Regions from separate parts of the Homo sapiens genome. Here region 1 is linked to region 2. The links are chromatin contacts, found by Hi-C or POLR2A ChIA-PET in ENCODE. All regions are on one chromosome and are shown on one strand. Each heading gives the region's core, a stretch centred on a gene start or an enhancer-like site at or near the end of the contact. The rest is flanking DNA. Distances are from core to core; before and after follow the strand shown. Region 1 has its middle 110 kb from the start of MED13. Region 2 has its middle 46 kb from the start of MED13.

What was found. Hi-C counts contacts between places; a loop is a spot of excess contacts on that map. ChIA-PET counts read pairs that join two places held with the same protein, here RNA polymerase II (POLR2A). Pooled maps may share reads with other maps.
Region 1: a map of PC-3 shows a loop between it and region 2 (5-fold over the local background). The contact joins two enhancer-like sites. A Hi-C loop is called at or near these places in 6 of 168 maps with a recorded cell type or tissue (Caco-2, K562, PC-3 and 3 more), 6 of 37 single-sample maps with no recorded cell type and 6 of 50 pooled maps. POLR2A ChIA-PET finds 5 or more read pairs at or near these places in 6 of 52 experiments (Caco-2, GM12878, OCI-LY7 and 3 more).

The regions. Positions count from the first base shown.
Region 1 is chr17:62,177,144-62,181,090 of GRCh38, forward strand. No RefSeq gene overlaps it. Among named protein-coding and RNA genes, the nearest start is that of MED13, 110 kb to the left of the region's middle. Within about 2 kb of position 2,573, at least 3 of the 41 ENCODE cell types and tissues checked have a DNase peak (open chromatin) inside an H3K27ac peak, as active enhancers do; they include PC-3, where a contact is called at or near this core.
Region 2 is chr17:62,109,489-62,113,098 of GRCh38, forward strand. No RefSeq gene overlaps it. Among named protein-coding and RNA genes, the nearest start is that of MED13, 46 kb to the left of the region's middle. Within about 2 kb of position 2,148, at least 3 of the 41 ENCODE cell types and tissues checked have a DNase peak (open chromatin) inside an H3K27ac peak, as active enhancers do; they include PC-3, where a contact is called at or near this core.

The DNA of each region.
Region 1 (3,947 bases), core at 1,323-3,822, 68 kb after region 2:
ATTGGGAGAAAAAACTTGCGAAGATATAGCTGATCAAGGATATATAAACAACACTTTACCCATATATTTACCCATAATATACAAATAATATTTTCTTTTTTTGAAACAGAGTCTCGCTCTGTTCCCCAGGCTGGAGTGCAGTGGCGCAATCTCGGCTCACGGCAATCTCTGCCTCCCAGGTTCAAGCAATTCTCTGCCTCAGCCTCCGGAGTAGCTGAGATTACAGGCACCCGCCACCATGCCTGGCTAATTTTTGTATTTTTCCTAGAGACAGAGTTTCACCATCTTGGCTAGGCTGGTCTTGAACTCCTGACCTCGTGATCCACCCACCTTGGCCTCCCAAAGTGCTAGGATTACAGGCAGGAGCCACCACACCCGGCCAACATTTTCAATTCAATAGATTAAAAAAAGGCAACCCCCACCCCACTCAATGGACAAAAGAGTTGAACAGACACTTTGCAAAATAAGAGAAACAAGTGTTTAACAAATACATAAGATGCCTTTCACCATAATTTACTAGGTAAAGGCAAATTTAAGCCACACTATAATGACACACCTACTAGAATGACTGAAAATTTTTGAAACTTACAATACCAAGTCCTGGAGAGGATGTAGAGCAACTGGAACTCTTAGACATTGCTGATGGGAAAGCAAAATAGTATATTCTCTGTGGAAGACAGTGTGGCAGCTCCTTTGGAAGTTGGGCATACATTTTCCACACAACTCAGCAATTCTACTCCAAGGCGTTTTCCCAAAATAAATGAAAATACATTTCCATAGAAAGAACTGCTAGCAAATGTATACCAGATTTGTTTATAACCACCCCAAACTGGAAAAATCCAAATGTCTATCAACTGGGGACGGATAAGCAAATTGTGATACATCCATACAATGAAATGCTACATAGCAATAAAAAGGAATGAACTACCAATACATTCAATGACATACATAAATCTCAAAACACCATGGTACGTGATTGAAGTGACACTCAAAGGGCTATATGTAATATTATTTCATTTATATGACATTCTAGAAAATCAAAACCAAAGGGACAGTTACGAGATTAATGATTGCCAGAAAATGGAAGTGAGGATAGGGGATTGGGTACAAAGGAGCATGAGAGAGCTTTTGGGGGTGATGGATATGTTCCGTATCTTGACTGTGGTGGTGACTGTGTGACTCTGTACATTTTTGAAAACTCATTAAAACATACTCTGAAAAAGAGTACAACTTAACTCCATGTAAATTATGTCCCCATAAATCTGATTCCAAAATTGAATTCTGCATACTGATAGCATTGGCATTACCTGGGATGTTGTAAGAAATGCTGAACCCCAAACTCCATCTGCATGCAGACCTTGTGTTGTAGGTCAGGTTCCCCAGGAAACAGGCCCTAAGATTCTGAAAGCTGCATACAGGAGGTTTATTAAGGGGAGAATTTAGAGGGAACGAAGTAGGATTGAGTAGGATTGAATCCATCTGCAGTGCAATTTGACAGAAGCCTCAGCTGAGCCTACAGGGACCTCTGGAGCTGGAATTACCTTCAGGGTAGGCCCTCTCATCAAGCAGTCATTGGATGTGACTGCCCCCAAGGTCTGACCTTGGTTGGGCAAGGTGATTCTCTTTAGCTGAAGGAAATTTCCAGAGAATGACTCAGCTGAGAACCATCAGCTGCCAACACTCCCGGCAGCTGGGTAAATGAGAGCCTCCATCCTGAAAAGAGAATCTGGGCAACTCACCATAGCACCCACTACAGTGCACTCCTTGCACCTTTTGAGTCCACTTGTTTCATAGAATAAGTTCACTCCATCTTGGAAGAGTTCCTTCAGGGTTCTTATTGGTCTCTTTTCCTAAGGAAACTTGTAAAGACAGTGGGATGAACCACATCCTTGCCCCCGCCAATACCACAGCTGGTGTCAAGGTCACAATCAATACTCATCATCTTCCTTCTCTACTGCCCATTCCAGATTACCTCTACCCTCAACCAGCACCTCTTCTGGTCTAACTGGCCTATCTGAGAGATGGACCCTGATCCTTTTCCATGAGCAGTAGGAGTCCCTGATTATTATATCTTTCTTTCTCAGGCTGTGATGCTGCATTTTTCTGTTAATGTCAAGATTGAACAGGGGATGCCAGGTGCAGTGGCTCACACCTGTAATCTCAGCACTTTGGGAGGCCAAGGTGGGTGGATCACTTGAGGTCAGGAATTTGAGACTAACCTGGCCAACATGGTGAAACCCCGTCTCTACAAAAAATACAAAAATTAGCCAGACGTGGTGGCAGATGCCTGTAATCCCAGCTACTTGGGAGGCTGAGGCAGGAGAATTGCTTGAACCTGGTGGGTGGAGGTTGCAGTGAGCTGAGATCGTGCCACTGCACGCCAGCCTGGACGACAGAGCAAGACCCTGTCTCAAAAAAAAAAAAAAAAAAAAAGATTGAGCAGGGGAATATCAAGAGAAACCCCAGTGGATTACTTGGGTGCCAGACTTACTCTTCCCTGCCTCCATCATGTGACAGCAGTCCTATCTCCTCCTGATGAGGGCAATTCCTCCTGACAGGATGATGACTCATTTCCTTGCCTGCTGGTATCCTGGTATAAAGTGCCTAATGTGACTGACAGTTTACTAGAACTCTTGTGTCCCCTGGTGGAAATATTTTCCCTCTGGGATTGAAGACTTCTAGATCCACAGAACCTAGAAGCACAAATTCCCTAAGTGAGCTATTGGGAGGGATGATAAACAGCCACTCCTACTTCTACCCTTTGGTTCCCAGACTCACACATTCTACCGTTTTAGGGACACAGCACTATATAACGGGCACTGACTTAGGGTATATACTGCATTCTGTAGGACGCCATCTATCAACTCTAAGCTGGTGTCTCAGCTGGCTTTCAAAGGCCATCCCATTACTGTCAGGCCAGATGTCTCTGGGTAGCATGGAATACGATAGGACCTCTGGATCCCATGGTAAAGTGTCCTACTGACATACCTCCTTTACTGTTAAGTGGATCCCTTGAGCCAATACAATGTTTTATGGGTTCCCATCATGGTGAGTGAAGCACTATAAACCCTTGGACAGTGGTGCTAGATGAGGCAACACAAGTAAGAAAGGAAAATCCAGCCAGGCGAGGTGGCTAATGCCTGTAATCCCAACACTTTGGGAGACCAAGGTGGGTGGATCACCTGAGGTCAGGAGTTTGACATCACCCTGACCAATATGGTGAAACCCCATCTTTACTAAAAATACAAAAAAAATTAGCCAGGCGTGGTGGCATGCGCCTGTAGTCCCAGCAACTTGGGAGGCTGAGACAGGAGAATTGCTTGAACCTGGGAGGCGGAGGTTGCAATGAGCCAAGACTGTGCCACTGCACTCCAGCCTGGACAACAGAGAGGACTCCATCTCAAAAAAAAAAAAAAAAAGAAAAAGAAAAAAAGGAAGGAAAATCCATACCCAGGATATACGTTGATTGCCAAGAAGACAGCTCATTGCCCCTTTTAGGATAGCAGGGCAATCAATACTGTGGTTGCTTGGTCTCCTTAAGGCATATTGTGATATTGAGGGCTTATTTTTGGTCTCTGTTGCTTGCAGACTGAACATTCAGCACTAGGGTAAGTTACAGCAGCCTTTATAAATGACGTTGGGCCCTTGAGTAGCTTCTATCCTTTCCAATGTGGATACTCACTACTATGGACTAAATGTTTATTTTCCCCCAAAATGTGTATGTTGGAGCCCTAGCCCCCAATATAGCTGTATTTGGAGATGGGGCCTCTAAAGAAGTAATTAAGGTTAAGTGAGGTCATAAGGGTGGGGCCCTGATCCAAAAGGATTAGTGCCCTTATAAGAGACATGGAGAGCACTTATTCTTGCATGTGCCTGCCTTCCCCTCCACCTCCCATGCACTGAAGAAAGGGCATGTGAGCACACAGGATGAAGGCAGCCATCTGCAA
Region 2 (3,610 bases), core at 898-3,397:
TAGTAAGGCACCTGCTCCTTGATTGGTCCTCCTTGCTTACCCTAGCTCAGCTAGTTCTCCAAGAACAGTCTTCTAGGCCAGTTGAGAATGTGTCTGGGCCAGCTCCCCATCCTGAGGATCTGGCACCCTCCGGTGGCCATGGGTGGGTGCACCTAGCCTAGCAGTGAGTTTCAGTGCTAGAGCCTGCTAAAATGTCCCCAGGCGTATTAGCACCCTCCAGTGACAGTTTAATGGAGCTACTTCAGAGAGCTGCTATCAGATCCTGGCATGCCTTACTTCTGCAGGGTCCCTTGTAATTCAATTCACCTCCTGCAACTTGCTGATGTATCAAGATAGACTAAGATCTATGTTCTTAAAGGAGAAGGCTTTTGAGGTTTTGAATTTGGCAGGAAAGTCATAAGTACTAACCTGAATGCCAGATACTGAACTAAATGCTTTATAAACATTATCATAAATAATCTTCACAACAACCCTGGAAGGTAGGCACCTATTTTTCATCTCCACCCTCTAGAAAAGGAAATCAAGGCTCATGGGGTTGGGGGGCGGTTATATAGAAGTCAAGGTTAAGCTAAAAGGCCAACAGTTCCCTGTTAGTTGATGGCTTAGCTTGGGTTTAAAACCAGCTCAACCTGACTCAAGCTGACTCAGGTCCTATGCTTTAACAAGCCATACAGTCTCTTTAGGACATTGGGATGCTCTCAAAGATCATCATATATATATAGAAGTTAGTCTGTATGAAGAAGAAAGATTTTTTTTCCCCCGAGATGGAGTCTTGCCCAGTCGCCAGGCTGGAGTGCAGTGGCACAATCTCAGCTCTCTGCAGGCTCCGCCTCCCGAGTTCAAGCAATTCCCCTGCCTCAGCCTCCTGAGTAGCTGGGGCTACTGGAGTGTGCCACCATGCCTGGCTAATTTTTTGTATTTTAGTAGAGACAGGGTTTCACCATGGTTTTACCATGGTCTCGATTTCCTGACCTCGTGATCTGCCCACCTCAGCCTTCCAAAGTGTTGGGATTACAGGCATGAGCCATCACACCCGGCCTAATTTTTGTATTTTTAGTAAAGACGGGGTTTTACCATGTTAACCAGGCTGGTCTCCTGGTTAACCATGAGGTCTCCTGACCTCATGATCTGCCCACCTTGGCCTCCCAAAGTGCTGGGATTACAGGCGTGAGCCACTGACCTCAGCCAAGAATTTTTCAAAGCTGGGCATGGTGGCGTACACCTGTAGTCCCGAGGTACACGAGAGGCTGAGGCAGGAAGATCCCTTGAGCCCAGGACTTGAAGGCTGCAGTGAGCTATGATGAGTGCCACTGCACTCCAGCCTGGGTGATAGAATGAGACCTTATCTCTGAAAACAAAGCAAAACAACAACAAACTAAACTTATAAAAAAATATGTAGAGAGAAGCAGAGACAAGAGTTAGAGCTAGAGTCCTGACAGGGCTTGAGCTCTCGGTTCTAGTTGTTCCTGAGGCCCAAGAATACCATTGTCCTTTTCCAGACTTGGTTTTTTCATCAGATACTCCAGCCCTTCCAATAAATTCCCCTTTATAGACCAGTTTGATGTGGCTTTCTGCCACTTGTAATGTAAGAGCCCTACTAAAACAGGAAAGAAGTAGGGGACTTTGGAATACAGTCTACGTACTAACACCCACAGCAGCATTAGACAGGATACTGATGATCCACAGTCTGATCCACACTGTTATTTTGGTTGCAAGAAACAGACAGTCAATTTACTAGAGACAAGTTACTCATTACTCAAAGACAATTCAAAAGGATGGTTCATAGGAAAAACAAATGTGTACCACACCCTGAGTCAACTGAACCTCACAGCGTTGGAAAGGATTGGAACTACAGCAGTAGCACTAGGGAACAGCCACTGCCTCCTTTCTCTAGGGCTTTTTTTTTTTTAGATGGAATTTTATTTTGCTCTTGCTGCCCAGGCTGGAGTGTAATGGCACAATCTTGGCTCACTGCAACCACTGCCTCCCTGGTTCAAGCCATTCTCCCGCCTCAGCCTCCCAAGTAGCTGGGATTGTAGGCATGCACCACTATGCCCAGCTAATTTTTTTTATGTATTTAGTAGAGACAGAATTTTACCATGTTTGTCAGGCTGGTCTCAAACTCCTGACCTCAGGTGATCCACCCGCCTTGGCCTCCCAAAGTGCCAGGATTACAGACATAAGCCACCACACCCGGCCCTCTAGGGGCTTTTTAACCTCTCAGTGAATCAGCACCACCCTCTCTGGACCAGCCTTTTCAGCTTATTCCCGTTGCCCCTGGCTGAAAAAAAAAGAAAAAAAAAAGCCACTCTAGCTCCCGAAGCTCTGTGGCTTTTCAGTTTCAGCTCATAAAAAATCAAAGCTTTCCTTTGTGACACTTTATTGTGAGTTCCCAAGAGGGAAGATTTGACTTCTGCTTAACTTTTTAAACCAAAGCTCAAGAGGCATAGGTCACTGGATACAGCTTAAGGCCACACCCGTGGACCAGGTGACCAATTCGCTGCAGTCATGGTCATGTGGCCCATTGCCCACTCAGTAAGTTGAGTGGGTAGGGATTTTACTCCAAAGGGATATGGGGAAGGCCAGTAATAATTGGCATCTCTAATCAAGCCTACTTAATTGTAATTTTAACTCTTGCCAGTAAGAAAAATTAAACACGTTGTAAACATGGGCAACCTATTCCCCAAAGACCCTCTCTAATTATCTAGTTGGCAAGAGGACTCACCTTCTGGTGCTTGTAGGCATGTGTGTATTCTCTAACTCAAAGTGCACCTTCTTCAAGTCCCCAGTCTCGCCTGCACCTGCCTTAAACACTGTGCAGTGAGCTAGACTACTCCACTCACTTGGGAGTCTATTAATTTTTTTTCTCCCCTTAACCACACTAAAGACTTTGCTTAGTAAAGCATTTTGAAGATTTAGAAAGTGACAGCTCAGTCTGCTTAGGATTTATATCCCAAACAGATGTGCCAAGAAGTCATAGGAATCAAACTGCTATTCTGTGAGTAGAATAATATATTAACTTGCCTTTTAGTAGTTTCGATTACACAGCTGTACAAATTGCAATGGAGTCTTCATAGCTAAAGTTGCTTTTATCAAAAGCACATTGCTTCTTCAAGGTGGAGGTTTTAGCATAGCAGGCACCCTGGGGGACATGCATGCATCCTTATAAAATACTGCTCATTACTTGCAATAAAATCTTCCAGGTAGTTGAGATATGGTAGTTCTGAATTCACCTTGAGGAACCCTCTGCCCTTCATCATCAGATATATATATATAACTGTATATTATTTCACAGTGAAAATAAGGAGTTCCTCAATAATGGTACCAACATCTTACACTTTGGTCTCTGTGACTCTCAGTATTCTCGACTGTCAAATTGGGATATTGATACCCATCTTACAGGGTTGTTGTAAGTAGCCAATGAAACAATGTTTATAAAGAGCTTAGCAGCTGGGCGCGGTGGCTCATACCTGTAATCCCAGCACTTTGGGAGGCCAAGGCGGGTGGATCACGAAGTCAGGAGATTGAGACCATCCTGGCCAACATGGTGAAACCCCGCCTCTACTAAAAATACAAAAATTAGCTGGGCATGGTGGTGGGCATCTGTAGT